Regions from separate parts of the Mus musculus genome. Here all the other regions are linked to region 1. The links are chromatin loops, found by intact Hi-C in ENCODE. Cell type or tissue: gastrocnemius. All regions are shown on one strand. Region 1 overlaps Slc6a11 (solute carrier family 6 (neurotransmitter transporter, GABA), member 11). Region 2 overlaps Atp2b2 (ATPase, Ca++ transporting, plasma membrane 2). Region 3 has its middle 4.0 kb from the start of Gm36023.

What was found. Hi-C counts contacts between places; a loop is a spot of excess contacts. Peaks named below come from ENCODE experiments on the same cell type or tissue, not always from the same donor. Only the 100,000 strongest peaks of a DNase experiment are listed, where the experiment ranks them.
Region 2: it touches region 1 in a loop (4-fold over the local background); 8 of 42 quality-filtered maps call a loop at or near these places.
Region 3: it touches region 1 in a loop (7-fold over the local background); 15 of 42 quality-filtered maps call a loop at or near these places.

Annotation. Positions count from the first base shown.
Region 1 is chr6:114,247,852-114,252,851 of GRCm38, forward strand. Slc6a11 (solute carrier family 6 (neurotransmitter transporter, GABA), member 11) reads left to right here. Exons shown (of 14, transcript NM_172890.3): 14 at 1-2,035. Among named protein-coding and RNA genes, the nearest start is that of Gm46972, 22 kb to the right of the region's middle. In gastrocnemius, no CTCF peak of the experiment used is centred here; a DNase peak (open chromatin) is centred at 2,710.
Region 2 is chr6:113,758,838-113,763,837 of GRCm38, forward strand. Atp2b2 (ATPase, Ca++ transporting, plasma membrane 2) reads right to left here. Exons shown (of 20, transcript NM_001036684.3): 14 at 4,701-4,807; 15 at 3,928-4,119; 16 at 1,805-2,018; 17 at 286-497; 18 at 82-189. Among named protein-coding and RNA genes, the nearest start is that of Sec13, 21 kb to the left of the region's middle. In gastrocnemius, a CTCF peak has its summit at 3,011 (motif pointing right); DNase peaks (open chromatin) are centred at 259, 3,037 and 3,558.
Region 3 is chr6:114,087,805-114,092,804 of GRCm38, forward strand. No RefSeq gene overlaps it. Among named protein-coding and RNA genes, the nearest start is that of Gm36023, 4.0 kb to the right of the region's middle. In gastrocnemius, a CTCF peak has its summit at 1,994 (motif pointing right); a DNase peak (open chromatin) is centred at 1,995.

The sequences.
Region 1 (5,000 bases):
ATTAACAAGTTAACTCCCAGCCGGCCACTGTGTGCCCTGTACCCTTGCCTCTTCCCAGTGATAGTGGGCATATCCACCTCACCAAGATAATTCTGTACAGTGACTAGCAGATCCTGGCCTAGGGTGGCTCAGCCGGTGTTTTCTAGAGTCCTTGTATTATATACTGTCAACTCGTATGCTGGGGGCAGGTGGAGTGGGGGAGCGGTGCCCATCTGCCTCTGATGTTCAGTCATTCCTGGTTTTATCTCTGAACTTCCCTGGCCACCCTCCTCTGTGCCCTGGGACCAGTTTGTTTTATTTTATTTTTTTTTCTTTTGGTCTTCCCCTTTTCCTAGTGACACCTTCCACATGTCAATGTCGTAAGACAGAGAGCAAAGCCTCCCACCATCGTTAGGACTCCTGAGTAACCAGGAGTTGCTGACTGTCCCTTCAAGTGACTGTGGCTCCTTTCTCTCCCTGGCCCCTAGTTTCTCCATCTCCCAGACCAAGGGGGCGAGGGGGTTGAGTGGAGTCTTCCCTTCAAAGCAGGGAAGAATACCTGACTCGTTGCTTCGCAGAGCTGCTTTGACCTGCAGAGACTTGTAGACCTCTTCTCTTCTCTGTCCCCTTGGTTACCACCTACCCACCTTGCCTATTTTAAGTGAAACTTACCACCAATGATGTGGGGAAGTGTGTTTCCCTAACAACTGGAGTTTTAGCCTAACCCTGATCCCTTAACTGGTGCACCCCAGCCCCCGTGTTCGGGGCTCCCACCATCTGTCCAGCCTTCTTGGCCACCAGCTCTGTCCCTCCTTCCTAGATAGGGATGATCAGAAGGTAGCCATCTCTTCTTGCAGCTGCCTGGCCAGGATCTATGGCTTAGGATCTATGGCCACCCCTGCAGGGGAGCTACAGTGAGGCCTGGGGCTGGATTCCACCCACAGTCCCTTCCCTGTGCACCCTGCTTTGTCCCCTGCCTTGTCCCCTGCTCTCTCTTCTACCTACCTGCCTACCCCTGCAGATCCTGTGGGCAGACACCTTACTCTGGAGCCATTCCACCTGCCTGTCACCTGGGTCTGAGAAGCCTTCACTTCCACTTGCCAGAGGGAAGAACTGGCCACCCATCTGTCAGGCTCTTCCTTGGAAACGAAGAGCAGAGGTGGTCTCTAGGGGGAGGCTGGTGCCATTCCCTCCTGCCTGGCTCAGACCTCTTAGACTGGTCTCTCTTCCTCAGCTGCTGGGTTCTTTGTCTGCCCAGCTATTGGAGGATGGGAAGTGGAGGGAGGGTCACTCTTTCCCTCTTACTGTAGTTTCCTAGATTTATCTGAGGAAAAGTGAGATGTCTTCACGCTAAGGCTCCAGTGTTCTGTCAGAGACCTGAATGCTCTATTTGCCCAATGCTTCCAGACTCTTAGCTGTTCTGCCCAGCCCCCGTCCCGCTCCCACCTAAAGCCTGAGTTGGCTGAGCCAAATGCCCAGCACTGCCCCCACCTAACTGGGCACTTGTCTAGGGCACACCACCCCCAGCTGCTCACACACAGACCACATATTCCTTCTGGGAAGGCCAGCATCATCCTGAAGATGACCTGTGGGGTTGGTCCTTGATGGCTGTCCCCTCCACCCTACCCCTGAGAAGGGAAGCTGCCCGTTGCTGCTACTGCACCTCACCACCAACTCCCTCATGGACAGACAGATCCCTGATGTCTGTCACTATAGACACACGTGTTGTACATGTGGCCCTTAACACTTGACACTCTTAACACTACTCATGGGGCTGGGTAGAGGGAGGCTTGTGGTTTGGGGGGTTGTTATTTTTTGCTTTCTTTTCTTCCTTTCTTTTTTCTTTTTGTCTTTTTTTGTAATTTCATACTAGTATTTGGGTAACTGTAGGGAGGAGGGGAGGGTAAGTGGGGGCAAGTGGGGGCAAGGGGACATATCATTGTGACAACTTTTTTGATATTTACTAGAAATGATGCAATATATCCTTTCTGAGATATTTACAGTATTATTAAAGGGTTGGGCTGTTTTGCATAACAAACTTTTTATTGGCATACCCAAAGAGCACAAGATTGTCTGTCTGCTCGTTTTTAAAAATTAAAGGACGTGGATCAACTCCCATGTGGCTGTGCCCAGCAAGTGGTCGTTATTGGGCTTTCCTTCTGCCTTTGGGTATCCTCAGGGTATGCCTTTGGAAGCGTCTGTAATTAGAGGCTATGCTCTCCACTCAGCATTACAGCTCAGGCAGCACTGGGAGCCGTGGTGTTTCAGGCCCCTCTTCCTTTGATGGCTGGTGGCTCATGTAGTCCCTGCACAGACGCTTCAGGTAAGCAGAGTGTTCAGCAGATCTCTCTCTCTCTCTCTCTCTCTCTCTCTCTCTCTCTTATCCTCACAACCACTTGTCCATTTTACAGATAGGGAAAATCAGAGCAGATAACTCAAGCAATTTGCCTCCCAGAGTCTCAAGGCTTATAAACCGTAGAATCTGTCCCCTGTCCCTCTCCTTGAGTCAGATGAGCTGCTGAGCTGAGGGCTGCTGAGCTGAGGGCTCTCCCTGCTGACAGCCTGAACAGTCACTTAATCAGGTGACAGCAGCGAGGCGGTAAAAGGCTGTCATAAAAATGTGTGTCGCCTTCCTTCCCAGGAAACTTGAGCTGCAGACCTTTGAATTTACAGGATTAAAGAATGTGCCTGGTCCACCGGTAGGCAGCTGTGTGTGCTAGTGACCCCTGCTGGCCAAGTGAGGCTCTGCAGCCTAGCTCTGATAGACACTGCTAATAACCTGAGTCTGAAAGGGGAGATTCGAAAGTGAAGTCAAAGACCCTCTCTAGTTCTAAGAAGTTTCCTGTGGGTGGTGGAAGGGACCAAGCATCAAAGAGCAAGCGATCTTCTGAAACCTAGTACCATTAGCTTCTTTCATGCACCCAATAGGCTGTCTCTAAACACCTACCAGTTTCCATTCCAGGACTTCAGGGTAAGATATAAGGGCAGCCCCCTTTCTTAAGTGTTCCCACTCTTAGTCAAAAGAAGCAGTGTCCACAGCCTTCTGGATGGAGACTGTCTGTGGAGGAGCTGCCTCTCTGGCCTCTCCAGCAAGACTATGCTGCTTATGGGATGAGTCTGCCCATGTTCCTGAGCCTTACCTCAGTTGTCTGTAATGGGGTAGCAATGAGACCCAGAGAGGACATGTGACGAACCCACTCTTCCCCAGAGGTCCCATGTAGACCCTATCACAGTCCCCAGGATCAACTGTCGGTGTCAGGAGGCTGGCAAGCCATCTGCACACCACTCAGCACCCAGCAGGGACAGGAGTGGTCTCTGAGCCTAACTCAGAGGCTGGGGCATCTTTCTGTGTCCCTGTTGAGAAAGGGTTGTTCCGCAGGGAACATTGGGGGAATCAACAAAGCATGTGCCCTCTGTGTGCTGTAGCCCCATCCCAGGGGAAAACTCTGAGAAAAAGAAGTCTGCCTCAGCCCCAGCAAAGAGTGGGCCAGCTCTACATGTCCCCTACCTTTCTCTTCTCCCTAGATCCTCTACAGAAGGTGTAATACCCACTCACCATGATGAGGGCTGTCTACTTCACTCCATCCGCTGATTCACATGTTAACCTCTTCCTAGCATTGCCCACCGCCCACCCCCGACAGACCTTCAGGCAAGCCCTGTTTAACCAGCTACCTGGGCACCTCCTTAGCCCAGACAAGCTCACACATGAAGTTGACTTTTAGGAACTCGGGAGGTGCCACAGCCTCTGGCACCACTGGGTGACCCAAGAGCATGCTGAAATTACAGCTGGTGTAGTTTGTGTAGGGAGAGCCTTGAAAGCCATCTGGAAATATGATGCATCTCTCGAGGGCTCCACATTCTTGAAAATGATTGAAGACCGCTAGAACTCATTCAGAAGGATGGGGACACTGGAGACCTCCAAGAGGCACTGAACTGGGAGATAAACCCTCCCCTACCCCACCCCCACAGGACCTGAAAAGAGACACCAGAGGTTCCTGGTGGATGGTTGGATCATTGAGTCATCAGTGAGGGAGGGAACTTTGGGAGTTAGGATGGACAAATGACAAGAGCCTTGTGGGAGGGGCGGAGGCCCTGGGAATAGGAGAGGCAGAGGACCAACAGAATTTAAGAAATCAGGGTTCAAGGGCATTACTGGGGGGCCATTGTAATCATCCATAGGCCTTCGGGAGGACATGGGTTGACCTTGAGGAAGGGGAGGAATGGGGAGACCCTCTCCCATCCCTTATCTGGGCCTTAGACCAGCAGGTAGCAGGTCACCAGGAGGCACTGCTGCTAACCTCAGGCTATGAAGGTGGGACCTGAAACAGGGACCTGGGCAGGAGACTTGGGGATGGGGTGGGGGGTTGTCCTAAGGTCTTATCTAGGTTCCCAGCTGAAGGAACAGAAAGGCTACCCTTGACAAAAGAATATAATTCACCCTCCCCTGCTTCACCTCCAACCTGACAGCAGACACCCTCTCCCCTGGCTGTGACCTTAGGCAAAGGATTTCACTTGTCTAGTTCAGTCTTAGTGACTACACAAAAGGGCTAAGTGCAGGTGTCTGACCCACTTCAAGTCTAATACCATCAGAGACCTGGCTGGCTTCCTCACTTCAACTTTGCTATGCCTTGGACAGAGTCGTCTTGCCCCTCTGAACAAAGCTGACGCAGGCCTTAGTTAGCTGTGTGGCATTCATTTCGTAAGACTCCAGGTGAACCGGAAAGGTATCGATGGAGAGTATTCTGATAAGGCAGGTTGTGGGGAAGTGACTATGCAGCGATGACTAGGCTGAAGAACCAGGGTGGCCCTGTGGGTCTGTCCACACTGCACCACACTATGCTGGATTCACACCTGCTGGCCAGCTCTGATCCATCTGCCATAGAGTCAGGCCCCCATCCCATCTGGACAAGGAAGCCCACAGGACGGCCACAGAGAACAGGACTCGGATTGGGGGTGGGGCACCATACCAAATAGGGATGATGAAAGTTTCTGTGGAGAAGATTTAGGCCAATTCCCCTCTC
Region 2 (5,000 bases), 490 kb before region 1:
CTATATGTCACTTCTAGGACCAATCCTGTTGTTCCTCTTCCTTTGGCTCAACACCCCTCCCCCCACTCCCCTGCCACACACCTGGCCCCAGACGAGCTCTCCCAGGCCTATGAAGATGCACCACATCCACTGGTCCAGCTGGAGTGGGGAGCAGCTGAAGGGCTTCCCGCCAAACTGCACGATCACTATCTGCGGGTCAGAGATCGGAGGGACAGACACGGAGATGGCACGGAGGGCCGGGGAGCCACCGCCTTGCCCAGCCCAGGTTAAGTGGGGGCTGGGTACCTGGATGGCGAAAGTGCCAAGAACGATGGTGCAGAAGATGGGGTTCCGGAAGATCCCGTCAAAGACGTTGCGCTCGCCGTGGATCTTGCGGGCGTTGATCTCGTTGAAAAGCTGCATCATGACGAAGGTGTTGAAGATGATGGTGTAGTGCTCTGAGGGTGGTGAGTGCAGCGGGGCGTTCCTTCCGCTGTCGATCTGGAACATCTTCTCACCTGCCAAGCCAGAGGGTGGGGCCGGCTCAGGTGTGGAACGGGGCACAGTGTGGCCTGTGGTTCCTGCTTAGTGAGACAATTCTTTCTCTAGAGCAGTGGTTCATATCCTGGTGGGGGCTCACCAGGACGAGAGGAACTGAACTAGGGGTCACTTTAGGAAGACTGAGAATCACTGATCTAGAGGATAAATGGCTTGGGACCTGTCGCCTTTTCTGTGGACATCTGAGAAAGGTGGCATGCCAGCGGCCTTACAGAGTAACATTCCTTATGAAGGGTGACTGAAATGAGAGGACACAGATCCTTCAGTGAAGCCACTACAGCTTAAGCCAATGTGGCCTGGAGACCTATGTATTTGAGGCCTGGTGCCCAGGCTGTGGCGCTATGGAGAGGTAGTGGAACCAGAGTCGCATGAAGCACAAGCTGCTCTTGAAGTCACTGTAGCCAGGGATGACCTTAAACTTCTGATCCCCCCCCCCCACCTTTGCTTCCCGAGTGCTGGGATTACAGGCAGGCACCACCCCACCCGGTTTATCGGGACTTGAGGCATACTGAGCAAAGGCTCTACCACACCCTAGCCCTAAGGGAGGTGGTGGAATCGCTTCAGGGTGAAATCTGACGGGACACTTTAGGCCATTAGGGGGTATTCTCTTGAAGGGAACTGTGGGGCCTGGTCCATACTTTTCTCTGCTTCCTGGCCATGAAGCGAGCAATGTTTCTTCCCTTTGCCTTGTCCCTGACTCCATACAGCAGAGTCATCTGAATATGACCTCTCAGAGTGAGAGTCCAAACGAACCCCTCTTCTGAGCTAATCATCTCAGGAACCTTATTTTAATGAAGGAGCACTGAATAAGACACAGGCAAAGGCGCTTGGATCTGAGTGGCTGGAGAGCTAGCCCTCAGTGGAGGGGCCGAGAAAGGAGCTGACATTCCAAGTGGTTGTGTGTCCTTCCCCAAGGACGTCTACATTCTCCATGAAGACATCTTCCTGGAGCAAGAAGGGGTTCCTAGAAGCGGTCAGGGAAGGGACAGGTTGCTTGGCCCAGGACCTTGGCTCTCAGTGGCTAACCTGACAGAAAGTTTTCATCAGTCCCGGATGCTAACACTACTGCTGGCTTTGAGGTGAGCCAGCCGGGGACAGGGCATGACAACTTCTGGCTCCCTGTGTGCTGCCACCTGCATTTCCCTCCTATGCCACAGTTTCCCCATGGGGGAAACAGAATGACATGTGTAAAGCCAGCCGTTGTTGGCCATGGTATGTCCTGAAGTTGGTGCCCTAAGCTCAGAGGCGTGAGGACGAGGGCGCTCACCCACGAAGAGCAGGGTGAAGATGAGGGTGAGCTGGTAGACGGCGTGGCCCAGGATGTTCTTCATCATGGTCCTCGAGATGAGCGGCTTGTTGCGACCGTACGGTTTCCTCAGAAGCAGAGTCTCCGTAGGTGGCTCTGTGGCCAGGGCCAGGGAGGCAAACGTGTCCATGATGAGGTTCACCCAGAGCATCTGCACAGCCTTGAGAGGGGAGTCCTACGACAGTGGCAGGGAGAAGAAGACTGTCACAGGGTGAGCCACCACAGCCACAGAGTACAGGATGGACCCGCTGCAGGGTCTCAGCAGGTTCCTACTACGGGATGCAGGCTGCCCAGGCTTTGGGGCTCTGAGCATATGTAGGACAGTTTCTTAGAGCTTCTATGGAGAACAGTATGAGCTGCCCACCTCAGTCCTGGGCCCACAGGCTCAGTGGCCACAGCTCCCTGACTTCTGTAGACTTCAGCCACATCATCTCCTATTCCCCTCCTGTCTAAAGTCAACATCCATTTTTTTAACTCCCTGAAGTCTCTGCCCCTCAGTCTCAGGGGTTCAGTGTCCTGGAGAAACTGTCCTTGACCTCCCTCCCAATTTCACCTTATTTCTTCTCATTATCTTACATTGTAAAGGATTTTATAACTACAGCTCCAAGTGAAATGCCCTGTCATGATAAAAAGTGTCAAGCATGCAAAACAGGATGCTAAGACACAGGTTGTCACCACAAGCATGCCAGTGTAGACACTATCAGGTTCGTTCTGAGAGGTCCAGGCTGGACAGAGCATGCTCTGTGTACACTGACTGAAGAAGTTGACCCACCCATCCTTCACCGCTCACAACTACAGTCCTTGTCCACAGAGTCCGCCTCACCCATAACCCTCTGCTTCTTGCATTGGTTCTATTCTTGATCTTCCCTTGGCCCATGGAGTACTCCTCCAGGAAGCCTACCCTCTGTTTCCCATCTGTCTGTCTTCTTCGTGCTTCCCTGGTTGTTCTGCCGTCTCACCCTACCTAGTAGGGCTGCTCTGGGCTTCCTGCTACTTTTCCGCCTTATCTGATTACAAGATTCTCAGAGTCAGGTGTACAATTTTCTCACCAAAGCCTGTATGGTCCTGCTCACTCAGGGATGTTGGGCCAACTGATCCTTGTCTCCAAACCTGTTTTCTTAACTGGCATCTGTCCAGTCTCCAGGAAGCTGTCACACGATGTCTATAAACCACCACTAGAGGGAGCTCCACATCCACAGACCAGGAAAGATGCCCTCCCCTGAACAGACAGGGAACCCTCAGTCCAACTCTCGGGCCTGAGGTGGCACACAGGGTCAATGCTACAGCCACCATGTGCATCATCGTGATGGCGGTCACCGCAGAAGGAAACAGTGTCCTATGGGCCATGTGGCTCTTGGGGACGCTGCACAATGGACTCTGGGTTCCCCTATGGGTAGGAGGATTGTGTAACCAGGTAGTGACTGGAAGGACCCAGGCCTCTGAGATCCTCTTAGGGCTGAAGTTGCTCTCCTTCTCCAGACCAGAGAGCCAGCTCCTGGGAGATGCAGTCTGGTTAGAGTTTCAGGAGACATCAGGAGCCAGAGTGAGTGTCTGAGCGTTCTGTCCTCTGAGCCTGTCTCTACCTCTGTGAAGTGGTACTTACTCACGGGGCTCCAAGTGTCTCGGCAAGCAGTCTGCCGAGGGCCAGCAGCAGTGATCTGGACAGACAGAGCATCACTGCCTCCTCCACTCACCCCATCTCTCCGAATCCACTCTGCTCTGGAGGGAAGATCCCACACAACAGGACTGACTCTGTCCTTGTCTGGGCAACTGGTCCCCTTGGTCCTCCCTTGGGGCCTCTGCCAGGCTTCTGCCAATGTCTGGAGCAGGGGTCAGACCTCACAGGCCATGAGGCCCGATGTCTCTCATTTCTGGGGCCACCTGAGTCATACTACCTCCCCAAGCCTCATTTCTCAACTGCATAGGGCTACTGGCTGCACGGAGGTCCAAGATGGCATCCTGGTCTTGGGAGGAACACCGCAATGTGTATCCATCCCCAGGGTTGTGCTGCTAACAATCTAGGGTGTTCTGGAGGCTAAAGGCTGCCCTTTCCCAGCCTTTGGTGTGATTCTCCCAGGACCCACCTGTGTAATGCAGGCGCCCGTGAAGGCCACGATCACCGCCACCACGTTGACAGTCAGCTGGAACTGCAGGAATTTGGATATGCTGTCATAGACGTTACGGCCCCACATCACTGCCTTGACGATGCTGCTGAAGTTGTCATCTGTCAGGATGATGTCTGAGGCCTCCTTGGCCACATCTGTGCCTGCGATGCCCTGTGGAGACAGGGACAGGAGCCTGGTAGGGCAGCTGGAGAGGTGAATGGCTCTATCTGGCCAGTCTTATCTTCACACAGTCTTAGTCCTGTCACCTCACTCCTGACTCAAAGGAACTGGCACAGTCTGACCATACACACATTCACATGTATATGCATACACTCATACAAACTTTGTATATGTATATGTATATGTATATGTATATGTATATGTATATGTATATGTATATGTATATGTATATGTATATACATAGGTATGCACATACTTACACAACCACCCCTCTGAGGCCAACATTCTTTTCTGGGAAGCCTGGCCTTGCCCCATTCCTCCTTGACCTTTAAGCACCGAGCAGGACAGAGCTGACCCCAGCAGGACACTGCCTGCCCCCTCCAGGAAGACCTCTTGAGGCTAGTCTGGGACTCAAAAGCTTGGGTTGCATACAAGTTGTATGGAGAGGGATGAGTGTTAAGTGTCTGTAGGGAGTCCTGCAAGCCAGTTTGAAGTGGTGTAGTCCAAGCTGACTATCCTCGCCTTTGAGACCCAGTCTGACACCACATGAAGCCCTCTTAAGATCCTCTTACCATTGCGAAGCCCACATCTGCCTTCTTGAGAGCAGGCCCGTCGTTGGTCCCATCCCCTGTCACAGCCACCACCTGCCGCTGCTCAGTGTGTGTACTGTCGATGATGCCTAGTGGGTAAGGGGGTATGATCAGGGCCCATGGCCAGCCCTGAGCCTCAGCATGGCTTCCTGTCCTGTCTGTCCAGCCAGCCCCTTCCATCGCTGCTCTTTCCAGCCTGTTCAGAGCCACCAAGCTCCTCGTTAGCCCAGGTTGGCTCGGGACTTCCCATTCTCCAGCACTGTCTGCTCTTAAAGTCCTTTG
Region 3 (5,000 bases), 160 kb before region 1:
TCTACGGCTCCCCAGCTGATATCATTGTAATACGTAGGTTGCCGAAGCCCCACTGTCCTCTGGACCAGGGTCCTCAGCACAGCAAGCAGCTACTCTGGGGAGAAATAAACTTCTGGTCAGTCTAAGTGTTACTGTAGGAAAGAGACAAGTGTGTAAACAGCACTAACTTGGGGATGTGGGTGGTGGGTTCTGAAAGGCAAGAGCTAAGCAATCCCATATCTCCACTTGTGACACCAGGACCCAGGAGCACAACATAGAACACAGTAGGGTTCTTAACACCTGCTAGACACGTAGGCACACTTGGTGCACAGTCAGCTCCCAGGGTGGAGTCCTCAAGAGTCTCACTGACTCCAGTGGAGGCTGATGGGTCAACATAAGCCAGCTAAAGCCTGCCTGGGAACACAATGGTCACAAACCAGCATTCTCTGCTTTGATGGGGTGTTTGTGTATATTTGTGTAAAACTGTGCATGCATATCTGCATATAAATGTACTAATGTGTAGATGAGTATGAAAGTACATATGAGTATGCATGAATGCATACTGTGGTTTTATCTCTGACCTTAGCAAATGGCCTGACTTGGTAACAGACCTGCAGCATACCTTTAGGGCCACTGCAACCCTCTACTCCTACTCCTTGATAATTGAATCCATGACATTGGGGGAAGAGGGCCTTGGAACTTTAGAAGCTCAAGGTTTAGATGGGAACCCACATTTCAGCAATGCATGAACCCAGGAAGCTACCTGTACTCGGGCTTAAGGTAACCTTATATGTGCCACTTCCCTTTCTCACTAGGGTCCTGCCCATGAGAAAAATCTCCCTACTGGGTCCCCACCCTTCAAGCCTCCAAAGTCACCTTAGGGAGGTTGGTCTATAGCCAGATTCCCTAATGTTCAAAACCACATAAGAGAATGTGATCTTGTGCCCCCTGAGTTACTTGGGGACTGAGATGACACACCCATTACTGCCTCTCTTCTTCCACCCTGCACAGGATTAGATTTGTGCCTGGTACCATCTTGAGAGGAGTCAGTAGGAGTGATGGATTAGTGCTCAAAACACCAGCAATTATTGATGCCCAGCACCCACCTGCAGTAGCTGGTTCCAATTCGCACATCTACTGTGTCTGCTGTGGGCACAACCTTCAAGGTGCAGATGGCCTTACCCCAATTTATCAGGTGAGAAAACCGAAGCAGGCATCGTGTTCAAAGTCACTTAGGCTGAAGAGGCAGGGCCAGGTCTCAGACTCAGGAATCTGACTTACAGATTCCATGCTCCTCTCTCACCCTGCTCCTGTGAGGGAGCTGCCTCATCTGGACATGCTTGGCTTTTAGGGATGTGCACGTGCACGCACCCGCGCGCACACGCGCGCGCGCACACACACACACACACACACACTTGTAGTTGGAGGGGATATCTCTGCACTATGCTTTGATCATAGGAGGGCATTCATGTGTGTGTACAGCACCATTCAAAGGTGAGAGCACTGTTATTCCCCTTACCACATGGAGACAGGGCTCTGAGATGGGGGATGCCTTTCCCAACATCACACACCTATGCCTGGCAGAATATTAAAAGGGTGACCTAAGGTGTCTTGGTGACCTGGTGACCATGGTAGGGCTCAAAGTACACCTCCCTCAGCCTCTGTTTCAGAGTGAGGATCATGTCCATCTTGCCAAACCTGGAGTCCCCAGTTTTCTGTGTCACTTGGATGCTCCTACTGCTCTCTTCCTCATCTGAGAATCACAGCTTCCACCTGACATACTTCCTTCAAGGATCGCTGAGTAAGCATCAGAAAGGTGGGGAGCATCCACACCAGCCACTTCTCCTACATCTCAGGGCATCTAAGAGGCTGCGGGGATGTCACATGTCATACAGAAAATGTTAGCTAACATAGAGAAGGGAGAATTTTAAACACAACCAATACCCCCTGAATAATGGACAATGTGAAGCCCTGATCCGGTCACATCTCAATGATGCAATACTAATATTGGCCACCTGAGGGCAGCACACACCCACACATCACTTGGTTTCCTGTTTGAAGGGCAGAATTATAAAAGGATCCAGAGCTATACTACCCACCTTTAGTATGGCTACGTGGTTCCCGTTCCCTTTGTCCATCCAGTCTGATTCCCTGTGAACCTCTAGGTAATCTGCGGGCTTCCATGTGGGTCTGTCCCATGTTATCAATGCAGATCAGGATTTATTTCAATGGTAAAACTAACCCTCTGTGAAAGCCATGGCTCTTAAGTGAATCACCAAATGGGTTTTAACAAACACCATATTACCGGATTAATCACGACAGAACGTAGTATTAGCTGTCTGATTAGTTCAGGAACTTCAGGTTGATTATATAATGTTTGTGGTTTGTTCCCAGGTGTTTTGCTTTTCATTTTTAATAATAAAGTTTTTGAGTAAATGAAATAAGATAATATATGCAGATACCAGGAACACAGTAGACGCAAGGGTCACATAGTCAGCCTGCCTTGAATAACATCCAAACTACCCATTCCTGTGCCCTAAACAGACATTACTAATGGATCTCCAAGCCAATAGTGTGGCTGTGGGGCAGTTGCTTGGCCTCTCTTGTGCCTGCTGAGTGTAATTGTAATGTAGTCCTTGAATGTAGTTGTCAGTTTTACTTTTACCCATAGTCTTAATCCTGACTGACCACAGGATCACCTGAATTGCTCTGCAACCTGCCCTGGCAATTCTGGATTGGAAATGTGTAATTTCCTGGAGAATGGCAGGAACTAGAAGAGGAGGGTGCAGGCAAGGCTGCACAGTGGGCAGATGCTGAAGAGATTAGTAACAGCCTTAATGGGTGGGATGCAGCTCAAAGACAGGACACTTACCTAGTGTGTGTGACACCCTGGGCTCCATTACCATCCTTGGAGAGAAGCAGAAAACAAAGCGACAGCAAAACTTTTCAAAACTGTTTGAGCTCTCAGGGACCGTCTTTCAAAATGGCTGCCTCTAGGGCTTGTAAAGTAGAAGCAGCTGCAGGGTGAGAAGAGGCTGGGAAAATAGAGTGTCCCTCCGGACACTACTTAGGAACCCTGAGGTCAGACCTTCCAGAACTTAAGTTGACATATCTCATCATTCTGAAGAAGGGAAACAAAGCACAGCAGGAATCGAGGGCTGGAGGAGCTGGCCAGGCTGTGGTGCCTCAGACCCAGTGTGTGGAGTGAACCCCGAGAGGAACTACCCCTGCCTCCTCCGCTGCTTCTAGACATGACAGTCTCCTTCCTAGCTTGTCTTTTTATGTAATTAAGAACTTATGTGGCTTGCAGAGATAGCGCAGCAGTTAAGGGAACTGGCTGCTTTTCCAGAGGTCCTGAGTTCAATTCCCAGCAACCACATGGTTGCTCACCACCATCTGTAATGGGATCTGATGCCCTTTTCTGGCATGCGGGTGCACATTGCAGATCGAGTACTCATATACATAAAATAAATAAATCCTAAAAGAACTTACTATAAACCTTATGTTTTGTACTATGTAGAGATTAATACAATTGAAGTTGCGCGTACCTTTACTACCCATTCCGGTGCCCTACACAGACATTAATAATGGACTGTTGAGGTTTTCTCATTGAGTTCATGGCTGGCAGTGTGAGCTGACTGACTCTACCTGGGGCAAAACAGACCCGAGCTCAGTCTCTTCTCTATGAAACAGACTGCCAGGCTGCCTCTCTTAGGAAAGATGCACAGAGATTTTTTTTTTTTGAGCCCGTGCAGGTATATATGGCTTTAGACATCGTCTGACCAACAGCAGGCCCTCTCAACTTCCTGTGTGACATTAGCATGCTTATTGGGTAGAGCAATATGAGCCCAATCTGTGAAATAATGTCAAATCTCTCACTGGAGCTTAATACTGGGTGAAGAAAGGTGTGCCTTATATACCAGGGTGTATAGCAAGTTCTTATTACTCTGCAGTGTCTAATACAGATGCTTGTTATTGCAGCGAAGTTTTCTGGGGCAGATGTGAACTGATAAATGCTTGACTGACTTTTTGTCTGAAAAGCAAATGGTACCTGGGAAGGCAGGGGGGAATCGATGGCTAGGTACTTTAAGGTAATGCCTGTCTGTGGGTGATGGGGAGGAATGCCCAGCTGGTGTGACTAATGCAGGATCTGAAAAATGGGGTGTGTGTGTGTCAGCAATCCACTACTAATGTCTTCTTAGGGTGCCAGTGAGGTGCAAGGAAGGCCCATGGATATGGGGAACACATCTATCTGGAAGTAGGTTACAGGCAATGAATGGTCTAGGCAGGTTGGAAGTGGACTGTTGATACTCATTGATGGTAAAGATATGACAGGATTCAAGGCTTGGGTTAGCAAAGGACAAGAAAGAGAAAGAAGAGGTCTGGGTCTGGTAATGAGGCTTCATGGGGCTTAGCAGTGGAAGAAACTACAAGGTCAGAGAGATCTGGGCCAGCCGTGCCCTGGAACCCAGAATCATCTGGAGAGGCACGTGCCCCTCCTGTGCTGCCCTAGTGGATCTCGTGGTACAGTGGTTCACCGGGCTCTCAGCAGTCCCCTCTGCCCAGCAGTGCTGAATGCACATCACTGGCCTCTCCTTGTCAGCAGCTGTCAGGGCGCATTTGTGACAGCAGCATCCATTCATCCTTCAGGAAGCCACAGGGAAGGCTGGGAGCTGGTGGTAGTGGGGGTTGGGGTAGAATAAAGGGGATGGCTGAATTCGGTGAAACCTGATGTCTTCAGATGACACGGGGGCGGGGGGGGGGCGGGGGCTGGCTCTCTCTTTCACTCAGGAAGCAGAAAATAGTAGTGGAAGAAAAGAAAGCATCAACAGTGACCACAACCACAACAACAGAAGGAGGAACCTGCCTATATGTCAGCATCTGGTTCATAGCGGGACTTCTGCCCTCTGCCTCCTTCTCACTGGTATTAAGTGGCTGAGAGCGGTGGACAGTCACATCTGCCCTGGCCAACGGGGTGAACAGGAGTGTCCCATGAGCGCTGGCTTTAGACAGCATGAAGT